2 separate regions of the Mus musculus genome follow, and region 2 is linked to region 1. The links are chromatin loops, found by intact Hi-C in ENCODE. Cell type or tissue: gastrocnemius. All regions are shown on one strand. Links, peaks and the distances in the headings refer to the core of each region. The heading gives the core; the rest is flanking DNA. Region 1 has its middle 9.5 kb from the start of Gm34766. Region 2 has its middle 5.5 kb from the start of Tnk2.

Region 1 (8,332 bases), core at 224-8,223:
CTCCCCTCTCTCTTGCTCTCTTGCCTCTCTCTCTTGCTCTCTTGCTCCCTCTTGCTCCCCCTCTCTCCGCATTCCCTTCCCCCCTTCTCTCCATGTGGTCATGGCTGGCCTCTACATCTCTACTCTCTCCCCCCTCTCTCTGCCTTTCTCTGCCTCTACTACCCTCTTAACTCCCTTCCCCATGCCCTGAATAAACTCTATTCTATACTATTCAGTCTTGTGGCTGGTCCCTCAGGGGTGGGGGGAGGTATGCCTTGGCATGGGCCTGCTGAGGCACCCCCTCCCCCATACCTCACCACACCCCCATAGAACATATTCTTATAACTCTTTATCTTTTTATAAACACATCACAGAGTGCTTAAAGTAGAAAACAAATCCTAGGGACAGAAAGAAAATTGGTGGCCACCAGGGCCTGAGGACATTGGGAGTTAATGGTAGAGCCAGAGTTTTGCATTAACTGAGCACTTAAATGATAACAATGGTAAATCCTAACCTACATGTGGTTTACGGTAAAAAAAAAACAAAACATTTAGCTGGACATGATGTCACATGCCCCTAATCTCAGCCCTTGGGTGGCTAAGGCAGGAGAATTAGAGTTTGAGGTCATCAGGGGTAGCCTGTGAGAACCTGTGTATAAAACAACACACACACACACACACACACACACACACACACACACTTCTGAAATGTGTTTACTCAAAGATATTGGAGTAGATAAGGCATCATCTTTAAGGTTAGCATGGAGCACAGGTTCTCCTGAGGACCAAGGGGGGTTCCTGGAGCCAGGCAGGGTCCCCCAAGGCCTACCAGCTCTGTGGGGTCAGAGCAGAGCTACCCTCATCCAAAGCTTTCCACAGTTCCTGGCTAGAGATCTTGGTGGCACAGATTTCAGTCTAGCAGGTTCAGGGTAGAGCTTCCAGGTACTGCTGGCTTGAGCTGCTGGCCTCACATGATTTTTTTTTAAAGATTTATTTATTTATTTATTTATTTATTTATTTTAATTTTTTTTTTTCTGAGACAGGGTTTCTCTGTATAGCCTTGGCTATCCTGGAACTCACTTTGTAGACCAGGCTGGCCTCGAACTCAGAAATCCACCTGCCTCTGCCACCCAAGTGCTGGGATTAAAGGCGTGCGCCACCACGCCCATCAAGATTTATTTATTTTACATATATGAGTACACTGTAGCTGTCTCCAGACACACCAGAAGAAGACATTGGATCCCATTACAGATCCCATTATAGATGGCTGTGAGCCACCATGTGGGTGCTGGGAATTGAACTCAGGTCCTCTGGAAGAGCAGTCAGTGCTCTTAACCACTGAGCCATCTCTGCAGCCCTCACATGATCATTTTTTCTAGGATAGGGGTAAACAAACTGATGCATCTAGCCCATGTGTGGGGGTCCCTCCAAAGCCCTGGAGGGGTTTCCCCAGTTCCTCACAACAGGTGGCTCTTTCCCTCCCTCAGATGCCAGAGAAGGGCCAATCAGTGGAAAGCCACACATTCCCCAGGGCCATCCTGGTGGTGGCTGTAGAAAAGTGAGACATCTTCAAAACAGCTCCAGAAAAGACAGCTGAAGCAAGGGCGTCTCCTCACCGGGAGACCAGAGGAAAGGCTGTGCAGCCTTGAGAGCTGAGCTCTGCCAGTCTACAGCCACCATCCTGTGAGGCCCCACCCCCTCTCACGTTCCCCGGGATCTTTAAAAATACCTTAAGAATCTCAGTTCTTTCCTTTAGAAACATACAGACTCGAGAAAAAGAGATCTACTTTCCTGAAAATACATTCATAAACACGTCAAAATAATTCATTAAAAACGTAGAAATGAGCCCGGCGGTGGTGGCGCACGCCTTTAATCCCAGCACTTGGGAGGCAGAGGCAGGTGGATTTCTGAGTTCGAGGCCAGCCTGGTCTACAAAGTGAGTTCCAGGACAGCCAGGGCTACACAGAGAAACCCTGTCTCAAAAAAAACAAAAACAAAACAAAACAAAAAAAAACATAGAAATGCGTGGAGAGCCGTGAGCAATTGCCATCACAAGCCTCCGCTGTGCCTAACTGGTAAACAAGTAATGTGCGCAGGTGCAAGAGTAAATTCGTGCGAAGTTACTGCCCATCCCGGGGCGTAGTAGTGGGGTAATGAGTGAGCAGCTAATCAGGAGCTGACATGTCACATGGAGGGGTATATAAGCAGCATCATTTTCCTTGTTTGGGGTTGTTCTTCTTTCGCCTATGCAATCAATGCTCTCCCAGTAAACGTGTGCAGAAGGATCCTGTTGCAGCGTCATTCTTCCTGGCCAGTTGAGCGTGTGCAAGAGAAATGTTAACAAAATAATGTCTTACACAACAAGAGTTTATCCACAGAAGGCAAAGTATGTAGTGTTTCAAGGATGTTCAAGATGAAAAGTCAGTAGCATAAAACGTGAACAATTTAAAAGTAGTTTACAGTGCTGGAGATATTGGATCAGTAGATGAGAGAGTCTGCTACTCTTGCAGAGGAACCATGTTCTGTTCCCAGAACTTACCTGTGGTTGCTCACAGTTTCCTGGAATCCGGTTCCAGGGGAGCTGACGCGCTCTTCTCGTCTCAGACACATACGCATACACACAGGAAATCATACATACATACATACATACATACATACATACATACATACATACATGCACAGACATACAGGCAAACACTCATGCATATAAAATAAAAATAAATAAATCTTAAAAAAATAAGAAGCAGTTTATAATTTAACATTCACCAGATGTACTTATTTTTATAAGATTAATACATACATGTCTGCACAGATAAAACTAATATATCAAGTTTCACGTATTTTTCTGACTAATTAACTTTTCTAATGCGCTCTGCTGACTGTCCCAATTCTACAATGGGCATTACAGCAGTCATAAAAAACAACAAAGAGTAGCCAGGCGTGGTGGTGCACGCCTTTAATCCCAGCACTCAGAGGCAGAGGCAGGCGGATTTCTGAGTTCAAGGCCAGCCTGGTCTACAGAGTGAGTTCCAGGACAGCCAGGGCTGTACAGAGAAACCCTGTCTCGAAAAAACAAAAACAAAAACAAAACAAAACAAAACAAAACAGCCCTGACTGCTCTTCCAGAGGTTCTGAGTTCAAATCCCAGCAACCACATGGTGGCTTAAAACCATCCGTAATGGGATCTGATGCCCTCTTCTGGGGTGTCTGAAGACAGCTACAGTGTACTTACATATAATAAACAAACAAACAAACTTTAACAAACAAAAACCAAAGAAGACAAATAGAAGGAAGGTCAACACAGCACAAGGGAGTAGTGCCGGGACTTCCGGTGGAGTCGCTGCGTGCTCTGCCTGAGCCTTTAATATCCTAGCACTTAACTCCTGGAGCACTGGTTTCTCTCCCTGGCTCTGGTTGGCCTCCTTCAGAGCCTCCATAACTGTCCATAGAAACAGGGTTCTAATGTCCTTTCTCTTTGCATTAGACCCTAGCTGATCCCCGTTTTGTACCAGATGGTAGGCGAACATATTCCTTCCCAAGTTTACCTGGGCTGAGTCCCTACCAGCAGGGTTTAGACTCTTAAATGATTTGCTGGGAAACGACTTCATACAACCTTAGCCCCCTACACTCTCAAATTTAACTCAAATGGGTAGTGTCTCATCTTACCGGTAGGTGGCGCTGTCGACACAAACGTGCAATTGCTCAGGTTCTGCAGATCAGTTTCAAGCAATCCTTGATACAGAGTATCCAAATATAAGGCCCTGGGAGCAAAGGTACTATCTACTACCTCCACTACTTACATCTGTCTCATACATGTTTGAGAAACGGAATAAATTTAAGGAAAAACCGCACAGTTTAGTTTCTCATCTTAGCATTTTACCTGGCGGCGGCTGGCAGCTGCGGGACCGCCATTGAGAACTCCTGCATCCAGAAGCCAGGGGAGCCATTCTCCAAGTTCAAAGTTCCATAAAAACTAAATTGCTTCAAATTAAAAACACCTTTTGCCTCCAAAGTGCAAGGGGGGGGGCATGCTAGATTCTTCTTTCCCTTTGGCCACACTATTGTTAAGTGGATCAATCCAGCTTAAAGAGAGTGTCCTCCTCCACCCCCATCTACAGACCAAAAGGAACCCAGCAGGCTTGTTATTCACCAGGATATGAGAAGCACCTTCAAACCTTCAACCTCTCTCCCCCAAACCCCAACAAAAAGAGAATGGGTCAGGAGCAAGCCAGTCCATTCTGTGAGCTAACAGCTAACCACTGAAACACGGTCACCCCATGTCACTTTCCTGGTAATTTTATTATCTACCAAGTCAGCAGAGTCGCTTTCTGGGGAACCACCTCCCTGGGTACACAATGACACAGAGCATTTGCCATTTTGCCACAATGATGTCACTCCCAGGGGCACAGACTGTCTATTCAGCTTGTGTTCTGTCAACAGGGCTGACAGATTGCCCAACAAACCCTGAGTTTATTCCCCAGGCTGGGTAAACCCGAATCGGCTTCTGCTACACACAGTAACATTGCAAGAGCTAGCAGGTTGACCAGGCAAAAACCAACAGGAAGACCTGGGGTGTAGGAAACACAGCCAAAACAGTGCATTGCATTCCTGATTCATTCTCTCTCTCTCTCTCTCTCTCTCTCTCTCTCTCTCTCTCTCTCTCTCTCTCTCTCTCACACACACACACACACACACACACACACACACACACACAAACAACCGCAGTGTCCTGCTCCTACAAAAGCCTTCTGAAATACACTCTTTACAACAGATTCTTACATGCTGGCAACTCACGCAACAGTGTTTTGTTTGTTTGTTTGTTTGTTTTTTGTTTTTTTTTAAGTTTTCTTAAATAGAGTTAAAAAATGATCTATAGGGCTGGAGAGATGGCTCAGCAGTTAAGAGCACTGACTGTTCTTCCAAAGGTCCTGAGTTCAATTCCCAGCAACCACATGGTGGCTCACAACCATCCATAATGAGATCTGACGCCCTTTTCTGGTGTGTCTGAAGACAGCTACAGTGCACTCACATATGATGAATGAATGGATCTTTAAAGTTAAAAAAAATGATCTATAAGATATCTCTGAGTGTAACAAAACAAACACACAAACAAAACAACAACAACAAACTGTTGTTGCCAAAAGCGGCCTTGTTGGTTTGTTAAGGCAAACTGAGAGCATTAGGGTGGAGATTGGGGCAGAGTGGCTGATGCTTGATGCTAAGCTCCTGATTTGTCAGAACCGGCAGGATTCGTTTAGTGGGTGGCCTGTCACTCGGCAGAATGTCCTCTCTGCCTTACTGAGCTCTAGTGCCCAGAGCCATGCTCTCCAGGTAAAGCCACTCTTTCCTTCCAAAAGATCAGCAGGCCAGACGACACTTACTCTATTATCTTATGTGCGTGGACTTGACCTGCATCCTTGGTCTTTGCACCGTGTGTCTGTCTCCCTCACACCTGCAGAGGCCAGAAGAGAATCAGATGCCCTAGAAGTGGAGTTATAGATGGTTGAATTGCCATGCAATAACTTAGAATTGATCCCGTGTCCTCTGGAAGAGCAGCCAGTGCTCTTTTTTTTTTTTTTTTTTTTTTTTTTTTTTAAGTTTTTTTCGAGACAGGGTTTCTCTGTATAGCCCTGGCTGTCCTGGAACTCACTCTGGAGACCAGGCTGGCCTCGAACTCAGAAATCCGCCTGCCTCTGCCTCCCAAGTGCTGGGATTAAAGGCATGTGCCACCACGCCTGGCTTTTTTTTTTTTTAAATGCTGCTGTCTTCTCCTTCTTTTAAAGGTTTTGTTTATTAAGAGTCTCACTATGTAGCCTGAACTGGCCTGGACCTTAAGCTGTAGACTAGGCTGGGCTCAAACTCACCTGCCTCTACCTCTCGATTACTGAGATTGAAGATTGCCACCACGCCCCCTTATTGTTTTAAATGATGCCTGTCTGTGTGTGGGCGTGCACACGTGGCATGCAGTGCCTGTGGAGACCAGAAGAGGGTTTTGGAGCCACTGGAGATGGAGTCACAGCAGTTCTAAGTCACTGTATGTGGTATTGGGAACCTAACTCAGATCCTCAGTAAGACCAGTATAAATTCTTTAATTACTGCAGCAGCAGCTCCCGTCCCAGACTAAATGGCTTGTTGTTGTTGTTGTTGTTGTTTTGAGATGAAGAACATCTGAAAAAATAAAATAAAAAAAAAAAAGGACTTGAGGCCCCATACAGCCTATTTCCCCATTCATGACGTGACCTACAACTATTTTTAGAGTTTGAAAATTTGATTTTTGTTTAACTAACAAGTTTCCTCCATTCTAGGTAAGGGATCTATACCATGAGTTGAACTTTAGATTCTAGGCATCTTAACTAGAATCCATCTTTTTTATACTTCTTTAAGACATCATACCGCAATTAATAGTATAATTAGGGTTTGCATGGCAAAGGACCACACACATTGCATAGTGTGACATGGGGCTGCCTGGGATCCCAGGTCTGAGGCAGCTTTCTCATTTATGTGAAGGCTTCTACATCTCCCTCCTCTAACACACACACACACACACACACACACACACACACAAGCCACACCATCATATACATAGACACAGTCATACATATATACACACACAGCCACACACCACACATATACACACTCATACACACAGACACTCTCACATATCACATACACTCATACAGAAACACACTCACTCACATATCCACACACTTATCACACACACACCTAGGCATATACACACACATCTACAAACCAAACATATATACATGCACGTACCACATCCCAGACACACACATGACATATACACACACGACATGTACACACATACACAGCACACACATACACTTTTTTCCTTTCTGTAAGATTTATTTTATGTATATGGGTAACCCGTTGCTCTCTTCAAACACACCAGAAGAGGGCATTGGATCACATTATAGGTGATTGTGAGCCACCATGTGGTTGCTGGGACTTGAACTCAGGACTTCTGGAGGAGCAGTCAGTCCACTTGCTGCACTGCCCACTTGCCGCCATTTCCTGTCTCCAGAGGGTGAAGAACAGTCAGCCTGGGACAACATCTGCCTGAAATCTGCAGCTGGCTATTCCAGAACTCAGCAGGACACGGCCCCTGGGCACAGTCCACCAGTCCCTTTAACTGCAGCATGGTGGGCTCTGAAGGCTCCATCCCCCAGAGCTGCCGTGCTTCTGGCCCACTGCAGTCAAGAGCACCAGCATGATTCAGCACCCTGAGTGTTTCTGCGGGCTGTTTTTAAATAGTGTCAAGTCCCATAAGCAGACCTTGAACTTGGTTCTGGCTTCAATGCCTGAGTGCCTCCCTTCCCTGCCTGGTAGCACTATGCCTCCCTCCAATGTCTTTAACGAATCCCAGCTGTCCATTTACTTTCCGTGATTTATCTTGCTTCCTAAAGCTTATATCATCTGTAGGATTCAAAGGAGCTTCCTGGATCTAGTTGCTTCCTAAAAGTCAGCAAGAGATTAGTAATCTTACATTTAAAAAGATCCACAGATATTAATAGGTAATTCACAGAGAAAGGGAACATGAGAGAGTTTACTTGTTCCTTGTTATTGGGGGGGCTGTGTGTGTGTGTGTGTGTGTGTGTGTGTGTGTGGACACATGTGAAGTTAGAGGACTGACTTTTGGGATTCTGTTCTCTCCTTCCACCATGGGTTCCACGACTCAAAATCAGGTTACCAGGCCTGCACAGTAAACGCCTTCAACCACGGAGTCATCTACTTGGCCGCCCTTTTCTGTTTGTTTTTGAGACAGGCTCTTATGATGAAACCCAGCCCCGGGTTGACCTGGGACCTACGCCGATCCTCCTGCTTTGGCTTCCGGAATGCTGAGATTACAGACAGGCACCGGCACTCCTGGCCTCAGCTTACTTTTTATTTACTTATTTTACAGTGGTGCTGAGGGTTCGAATCCAGGTTCCATGCCTGTGCAGAGCACTGTTCCCACTGCAACATCTCGTCTAGCTCAAATTACTTTAAAAAATGTGTTTGTGTGTCTATTTTGCTTACACATAAGTATATGCACTGCATGTGTGTGTGGTGATCACAGTGGTCAGGCATCAGATCCCCTGCAAATGGAATTACAGCTGGTTGTGAGCTGCCACGTAGGTGGCCTCAAGAGCAGTAAATACTTCTAACCCCTGGGCCATCTCTCCAGTCCCACAACTTACTTTTTGAGAAGTCTACTTACTCTGGAGAGGCATGCAAACGGAAAACTCCCACCACGATCTGCCACCAGGCAGTCTGGGTAGGGCCAGGGAGCTGCTTACGACGCGGCCACAACTCTCACTGCTGGTGGAACCACTGAACAATCTCACAGTCTCCAT
Region 2 (8,332 bases), core at 177-8,176, 50 kb after region 1:
GAAGAAGAAGAAGAAGAAGAAGAAGAAGAAGAAGAAGAAGAAGAAGAAGAAGAAGAAGAAGAAAGAAAGAAAGAAAGAAAGAAAGAAAGAAAGAAAGAAAGAAAGAAAGAAAGAAAGAAAGAAAGAAAGATAGGAAGAAAGGAAAAGATGCTGGCCCTGGATGAGGAAGACTTCTTTCTGCTCATTTACCACACCAGACTTATAAAAGCTCCTTTTTGTCAGATGGAGGCACACATCTTTAATCCCAGCACTGGGGAAGCAGAGGCGGGCAGATTTCTGAGGTCCAGGCCAGCCTGGTCTACAAAGTGAGTTCCAGGACAGCCAGGGCTACACAGAGAGACCCTGTCTCTAATTAATCAATTAATTGATTAATAAGAGTGCTTTTGTGTTTTGTGCACTTAGTCATCTTGGGGGACAGTAGCCCCTCCACTCGTCTCCTGGGGGTAAACATTTTAATAAACTTGATTTTTTTCCCCCCTTCAACCCTTGACTTCTGAGTCTCGTTGGGACCAAAGGTTGTGGCCAGAGGGGTGAGCAGATAGGACGGCCACATAAGCCACCCAGAGCCTAAGCTTGGCAGATTTGGGTCACGGTGGCTTGCTCTGTAAGGTGAGCAGAGAAACGTGCTGAATCACTTCATACAGCCCATTCTCTTGCCTGGGAGCAGAGGAGTGAATATTCTGCATCGCAGCTCGCCCTTGAGTGAGAGGGGCACAGGGGGAAAAAAGGGTTCAGTGCACCAACCTCCCTTGTACTGTTTGCCTCAGTAACGACAGTGGCTAAGATTCACAGAGTCTGTGCGCGTGCGTGCGTGCGTGGCTTTACGCTCTCCTTGTTCTCCTGTCACCCTGTCACCCGTAGCAATAGCACACACACACACACACACACATTCACAGTCTCAGTGTACAGCGATAGGACTGAAGCCTTGAGAGACTAAATGGCTCTTTCCAGAATCTCCAAGTCGCCAGTCGCAGAGCCAGAAATCACATCCAAGTGTCTGACTGTATAATCCATTCTCTGAACCACTCAAGCAATAAAACAATGTCAATGCAGGGGCAGGCTGCAGGAAAACACGGGGTCTAACGAGATTTTCGTGGTCAATAGATGCAAACAACGGATTTGGCCAAAATGCTCCTACCAGTAAATCAAGCTCCAAGTCAAACAGAACAAGGGGAGTTAGAGCAAGTCCATCCTGAAGGTCTTGATAGGCGAATTCTTAGGGGAGCTTTGCCTCTCTCCTCCCCGCTCTCATCTGATTGCCCTCGAGAGCAAGACCCGAGGCCCTCACCCATTCCCAGTGCATGGCTGTCTGGAGATTCCGATCCGAGGGAGCCGGAAGTCTGCGTTCCATCCTGCCCTAGTGCTTTTAGTGCTGGAACCGCAATCAGAGATTTCTCTAAGGCCGTCTCTGTCTTCCATATCATCCCAGGATGGCAGTTCAAGTGGCTAGGGACTGCTCTGCCAGCCAGGAGCTTTTCCTCCATGGCATATGGAGGAAGGAAAGGAGCTTCAGGTTAGAAGCTGAAGGCTCGGGGACTCAGGTGCCTGAGACTCTTTCCAGACCTGGAACTTTAAGGAGAGAGCTGCTTACCTCGGAGTGACTGACTCTGCGGGGAGAAGGGCCTGTCAGGTCTCGTTGGAAACAGAGTGTGCCAACCTGCTCCAGGGTGGTGTTGGTGGCTCCCTAAAGAATATCCACTGTGAGACAGTTGCCCTGCGGGGTGAGCAAGAAGCCAAAGCAGGGGTGTCAGGCATCCTGCCTCTCACCTGCAGACGATATTCAGCCAAGACTCAGGACGCTATGGAATCATTCCAATGGGGTTTGAGTGTTTTTGTTCCTTGCCAACACCCGCCCCCCCCCGCCCCTACCCTTGCTGTGGCTGCCTCTGTCCGTCCCCATCCCCACCCCCCCACCTCCCCACCCCCACCCCCACCCCACTAAGCCCCGTTTGCTTTTTTTTTTTTTTTTTGAGTTTTTCGAGACAGGGTTTCTCTGTGTATCCCTGACTGTCCTGGAACTCACTTAGTAGACCAGGCTGGCCTCGAACTCAGAAATCTGCCTGCCTCTGCCTCCGAAGTGCTGGAATTAAAGGCGTGCGCCACCACGCCCAGCTCCCCGTTTACTTTTTTTGACTAGAGCAAAGTTCTACAACAACTACTGTAGCTTACCACCCAGAGATTAATTAAATCCAGTGTATATTAGTTCGGCTTTTTTTTTTTAAAGATTTTATTTATTATATCTAAGTACACTGTAGCTGTCTTCAGATACACCAGAAGAGGGCGTCAGATCTCATTACGGATGGTTGTGAGCCACCATGTGGTTGCTGGGATTTGAACTCAGGGCCTTTGGAAGAGCAGCCAGTGCTCTTAACCTCTGAGCCATTTCTCCAGCCCCTCCCCCTTTAAAAAAAATCAAATGACAGTTAAAATACCAAAACAGAACTTGTTTCTACTTTGGATTTAAAATACAAAATGTGCAGTGGTGGCACATGTTTTTAATCCCAGCACTCCAGAGGCAGAGGCAGAGGCAGAGGCAGAGGCAGAGGCAGAGGCAGAGGCAGAGGCAGAGGCAGAGGCAGAGGCAGAGGCAGAGGCAGAGGCAGAGGCAGAGGCAGAGGCAGAGGCAGAGGCAGAGGCAGAGGCAGAGGCAGAGGCAGAGGCAGAGGCAGAGGCAGAGGCAGATCTCTGTGTTTGAGGCTGGAATGATCTCCAGGGCAGCCACGGTGACACACAGAGAAATCCTGTCTCGAAAAACCGAAATGACAACAATAAAAAATTATAATAAATCTAAATAATTCAAAATGTACAAAAATGGATCCAGAGAAGTTCAAAAGCTTGAATTTTTCTGAAGGCTATTCACATCCGGGTCCTGGAACCTATCCAGCTCCCTCGGTGCCTTCCTCAAGATGTTGTTTAATAAGGGAAGATTTACTAACCTTCCAGCATGCCTTCTACATTCATGGCTTATTTTTGACCTCCTGACGCTTTCCTTTCCCCACCCCAGGAGACAATAAACTCCACCACAACAGGAATTTTTGTGCTATGCACACGCACTTGGACTACTGCCTAACACAACTCAGACGCCAAGAATGTCTGTGGAATGGATGAGTGTATCAGAGGTAGTGAGCATATTGTTTTTCTGACATTATGGATTCAGTGTGTGTGTGTGTGTGTGTGTGTGTGTGTGTGTTCTGCACTTTGGTGTAAGATCCATTGCCTTCTGTAGGCCACAGTGAAAAACTTCAGACAGCCCCTGCCATGACATGGATAATCCTACAACTAAGAGCAAATGAAATGTACATATACTGGGCCAGCAACTCTCAATGACATGGGCATCTTGTGGAGAGGTGGGTTTGGATTCAGCCAGTTGAAAGAGAATATGAGGCCTTACATTTTCACCATACTTTCAGGTAGGTCCATGAAAAAATGCATTTTTTATGTTTAATTCTCTTAGATTTATTTATTTTATGTGCACAAGGGTTTTGCCCTGTGTATGTGTATGCACCACATTTGTGCCCAATGCCTGAGAAGGTCAAAGAGGGTGTTGGATCCCTTTAAACTGAATTTCTTTTTAAAGATTTATTATTTATCTATTATATGTAAGTACACTGTCGCTGTCTTCAGACACACCAAAAGAGGGCATCCCATTTCATTACAGATGGTTTTGAGTTACCATATGGTTGCTGGGATTTGAACTCAGGACCACCGGAAGAGCAGTCAGTGCTCTTAACTGCTGAGCCATCTCTCCAGCCCTTTAAACTGAATTTATGGATGGTTGTGGACTGGGAACTGAACTTGAGTCCTGCCTAAGAGCAACAAATACTCTTACTGCTGAGCCATTTTTCCAGCTCATATCATGGAAAAAAAACCCACAAATTTACTGATAGACAGGCCCACACTAGCATTATTAAATTGGTACATCTGAGATTGAACTCAACGTCTCACGTCTACGGCTTCTTTGTACGTGTGTGTGTGTGTGTGTGTGTGCACAATTTTACATACATGGAGGTCAAAGGTCAACATGTGAACTTGGCTCTCTCACTTTATCATATACGTTCGGGAAGTTGTGGGTTCCCCAAGCGTTGCCTCTGTTCCCAGAGCTGTCTTGCCGTCCTTCTCTGCAGCTTTTAAAAGCTCCCCAGGTGGTTCCAGCATGTTACCAGAAATGGACGGTGCTTGCTGAAAGTGAGTAGAGAGACCAGATATTGATGTCTTTATACCCTGGGCCTGGAACAAGTATTAACTGAGGTCACTGGGAACTGAGATGCTGGTATCAGAGAGAAAATATTGGACAAAGCAAAGGCTGTGGAGTCAGGAAGGGGATTGGGAGGTGAAGGGAGGAACTCTGAAGGTTCCATATTTATGGGAACATCCGCGAACCCATGTCATGCCCTTTCAGAACCAAGAGCAGCCTGTGTCTTCATCTATCACTAGGTCAGGGCTCTCGGGAGAGCTGCTCAGCAGGTCCTGTTCACACGCCCCTGGGCCATTCAGTTTTCAAAACCTTACTAGGGCATAGAGAGGATTGGTTTGCTGCCAGTGTCTCCCACATGCCTGCCTCCTCTGCCGCGCTGGATTAAGAGCCAGAAGAGCCACTGAGGTCAGCAGCGCCTATACTGTTAAAGTACCATGGAGTCCTGAGTCCCGGCGCCCCCTGGTGGACATCTAGAGTAAGGATAGTGTTCTTCCAGCTGTCTAGCTGCATTTCAGCACTTATCAGTCATTATCATGGTCAGGAGGTCCGGATGTAGTTTAGCCTAACATACAGTCTCCAGCACTGAAAAAGCTGGGTGTGATGAGCCCTGCCTGTAATCCCAGCACTTGGGAGGTAGAGGCAGGAGGGTAAATTTAAGGTCATGTTCTGCTACACAGGGAGTTGGAGGTCAGCAAAACTACAGGAGATAATTGTTTCAAAAAACAAAACTTCTGGAAATCCAAGATTAACTAATCGTGCCAAGAACTGTCCTTAGAGCTTCATGGACTCTCAAACCCTTGGAGCCCCGCTTTCTGCGAACCCCACTCAGTGGCGGTCAGCACTCACCTAGTGCTGAGGTTTTAGGGGTTCGATTGGTTTTTGTTTTGTTTTTCTCACCTGTGTACCTGCAGCTCCTCTCTTTGCTCAACTTTCCTCAATTATTTTTTTTAAGATTTAGTTATTTATTATATATAAGTACACTGTAGCTCTCTTTAGACACACCAGAAGAAGACATCGGATCCCATTACAGATGGTTGTGAGCCACCATGTGGTTGCTGGGAATTGAACTCAGGACCTCTGGAAGAACAGTCAGTGCTCTTAACCACTGAGCCATCTCTCCAGCCCAACTTTCCTCAATTATAATGAAGACACTAACCAACCCTTTGCTGCGTTTCTCCTTCTGCCCCAGTGATGCCCATCCCGGGCCACCCATTCTTGCAGTCTCTTTTGGCTCCTCTGGATAATTTAGTAAGCTCTGCTCTGACACTCTATTACACCTGAGCTAATTAGGTGCACACATGTTACTCTCCCTGCACCCCTGGATGCCCTCCTGGTACCAGCATTCAGCTGACTGCCAGGCATTTCCGTTTGGTCACATGAACCTGAGGCGTGAACAATATCCCAAATGCAAATCCAGCATCGTACCCCACCCCTGTCTCTCTCACTGAACCAGAAACCAGACCCTGGGTCTTCTTATTTGTTTTGTGTTTGAGACAGGGTCTTACTATGTAGTTCTGGCTGTCCTGGAACTCACAGAGATCCACCTGCCTCTGCATTCTGAGTGCTGGGATTAAAGGTATGTGCCACCAGTCTGGTTCTTGGCAGCTTCTTTCCCCCTTCCGTGCGCTACAGCAGCTTCCGTTCCTCAGGGCTCCAGCCTCTAACTTCACTTCTTTGGCTTCAGTCCACCCAGAGAAACAGGAGTCCCAAGCCCTTGCCTCCTCTCCAGTAGTTTTCATTCAAATGGTAATTACACACCTTTGAAATGCCAGATGTGACAGGAAGAGAAGCCTTCACCAGCCCAGCCAGCCTGGTCCTCAGATCCTCTCTCAGAGGAATTACAAGAGATAACAGCTGCCTTAGCTACACCCCTGAACGATGTCATTAAGGTGAGTGTTCTTTAGATGACCCTGCTGACTCTGGACCTCCCTGTTAATTGCTGTTAATCTTCCTAAACCTCAATTTCATCACATCCCTCTCTTGCTTCTTAGGGCTGCTCCCTGGTAATCCCAAACAGGGTAAGACCCATGGGATTGACTCATGACAGTAACAGAGTGGGAAATCAGGTACCCAGGGGTCAACAGGGTGACAATAGAAGCCAAGGCAGGTCTGTGAGTTAACCTCTAGTCACGGCAATTGGCATGTCAGAAACCAGGGAGGTGGGGTTGGAGAGATGGCTCAACGGTTAAGAGCCTTGACTGCTCTTCCAGAGGTCCTGAGTGCAATTCCTAGCAACCACATGGTGGCTCACAACCATCTGTAATGAGATCTGATGCCTTCTGGTGTGTCTGAAGACAGCAACAGTGTACTCATATACATAAAATAAATCAATAATAAAAAGAAAGAAAGAAAGAAAGAAAGAAAGAAAGAAAGAAAGAAAGAAAGAAAAATGAAGGAAGGAAGGAAGGAAGGAAGGAAGGAAGGAAGGAAGGAAGGAAGGAAGGAAGGAATAAAGAAACCGGGGAGGTGAATCCCCAAGAGTGAGGGCGCTGACCTATGTATCACTTCTGTGAGAACAACCATGTGCCTAACAAGCCAGCAAGTTCCTGGAATGTTACTTTATTCATCTGTTGTGGTTTGAATAAAAATGGCCCCCATGGGTCCCCACAGGGAATGGCACTATTAGGAGGTATGCCCTTGTTAGAGTAGCTGTGGTCTTGTTGGAGGAAGTGTGTCACTAGGGATGGGCTTTGAGAGTTCAGAAGCTCAAGACAGACCTAGTCTTCCTGCTACCCACCAGTCCAGATGTAGAACTTTCCACTCCTTCTCCAGCATGCTGTCGGCCTGCCTGTTGCCATACTTCCCTCCATGATGATAATGGTCCTCCAAAACTGTAAGCCAGTCCCAATTAAATGCTTTCCTTTCCAAGAGTCATTTTGGTCATGGTGTCTCATCACAGCAATAACTAAGACACCATCCAAGACACCTTAGTAGCAGTGGCTTCAGAGGAACACCACCTGGGCAATCAGGACATGCACTCAGGTTTGGAAGGCTGTCCGCAGGGTAAACTGAGGCAGGCCACCTGCAGCAGCTCGGATGAAAAGATAAGGTGCCCTGTGTTTTGTCTGCTTATTGGTTGGTTACTAATTGTTTATTGAAAGCAGTGGAAGAGTCCATGGGGCCAAGAATGCCAGTCCTAAGGTTCCATCAATAAAAGTAACAGTGCCACCGGGCATGGTGGCACGCGCCTTTAATCCCAGCACTCGGGAGGCAGAGGCAGACAGATTTCTGAGTTTGAGGCCAACCTGGTCTACAGAGTGAGTTCCAGGACAGCCAGGGCTATACAGAGAAACCCTGTCTTGAAAAACCAAAAAAGAAAAAAGAAAAAAAAAGAAAAGAAAAGAAACAATGCCAACTTCTTTGGTGCTTTTCATATTCAAAAGAAAAAGTAGCCATCACCCTAGGCTGGTAAATTGGACTCTTTCAGGCTGAGGGAAGAAGTTACTTCCCAGGTAGAGACAGTATGTATACTCAGAGATGCGGTATGGAGTAGACAAAGCCTTCCAGTTTGCACAGGTTCTTGCTGGCGAGACCCAGGCCTAGTGGCAGCATGCCCAAGTGGGTCCAAGAGCAAGCTGGGAATTTGGGCCCCTGCCCAACCATTCATCAATCAAAAACAAGGCTGGGCCCTACCCTCTTCACCCCCTCCCAGAGGTCTCCAGCTCACCAGTAGGTGGAGTGTGAGCATGAATACAAGCTCAGTGCTGTGAAGTACAGGTGACCCAAACACAGGCAAGTGACTCTGCTGTGGCCAAGCTGTGGATGGAGGTTTCCAGGAGGAAATAACCAATCCCATGGACTAACTTCGGGCTACATGGCAAGCAAAACCTATACTGGGCACAGTCGCACTTCTGTGTGTCCAAATTTTCTTGTCTAGCATTGCTTTATTTATATGTTTGCTTGCTTGTTTATGTACTTATTTATTTGAGATAATAGTATCTCTCTTCCTAGTCCTAGATGTCCTGAGCTCACAGAGACTCTCCTGACTCTGCACCCCCCCTTCCCGCCCCAAGTGCTGGAATTAAAGCCATCTTTTTCATATTGTTTTACAAATCTATTTCTTTTTTCTCAGATTTATTTTTATTATGTATGTGAGTACACTGTAGCTATCTTCAGACACCAGAAGAGGGCATCAGA

What was found. Peaks named below come from ENCODE experiments on the same cell type or tissue, not always from the same donor. Only the 100,000 strongest peaks of a DNase experiment are listed, where the experiment ranks them.
Region 2: it touches region 1 in a loop (8-fold over the local background); 32 of 42 quality-filtered maps call a loop at or near these places.

What each region holds. Positions count from the first base shown.
Region 1 is chr16:32,685,032-32,693,363 of GRCm38, reverse strand. No RefSeq gene overlaps it. Among named protein-coding and RNA genes, the nearest start is that of Gm34766, 9.5 kb to the left of the region's middle. In gastrocnemius, for the core only: no CTCF peak of the experiment used is centred there; a DNase peak (open chromatin) is centred at 3,652.
Region 2 is chr16:32,634,986-32,643,317 of GRCm38, reverse strand. No RefSeq gene overlaps it. Among named protein-coding and RNA genes, the nearest start is that of Tnk2, 5.5 kb to the left of the region's middle. In gastrocnemius, for the core only: CTCF peaks have their summits at 4,661 (motif pointing left) and 7,851; DNase peaks (open chromatin) are centred at 2,951, 4,636 and 7,779; H3K27ac peaks cover 248 bases.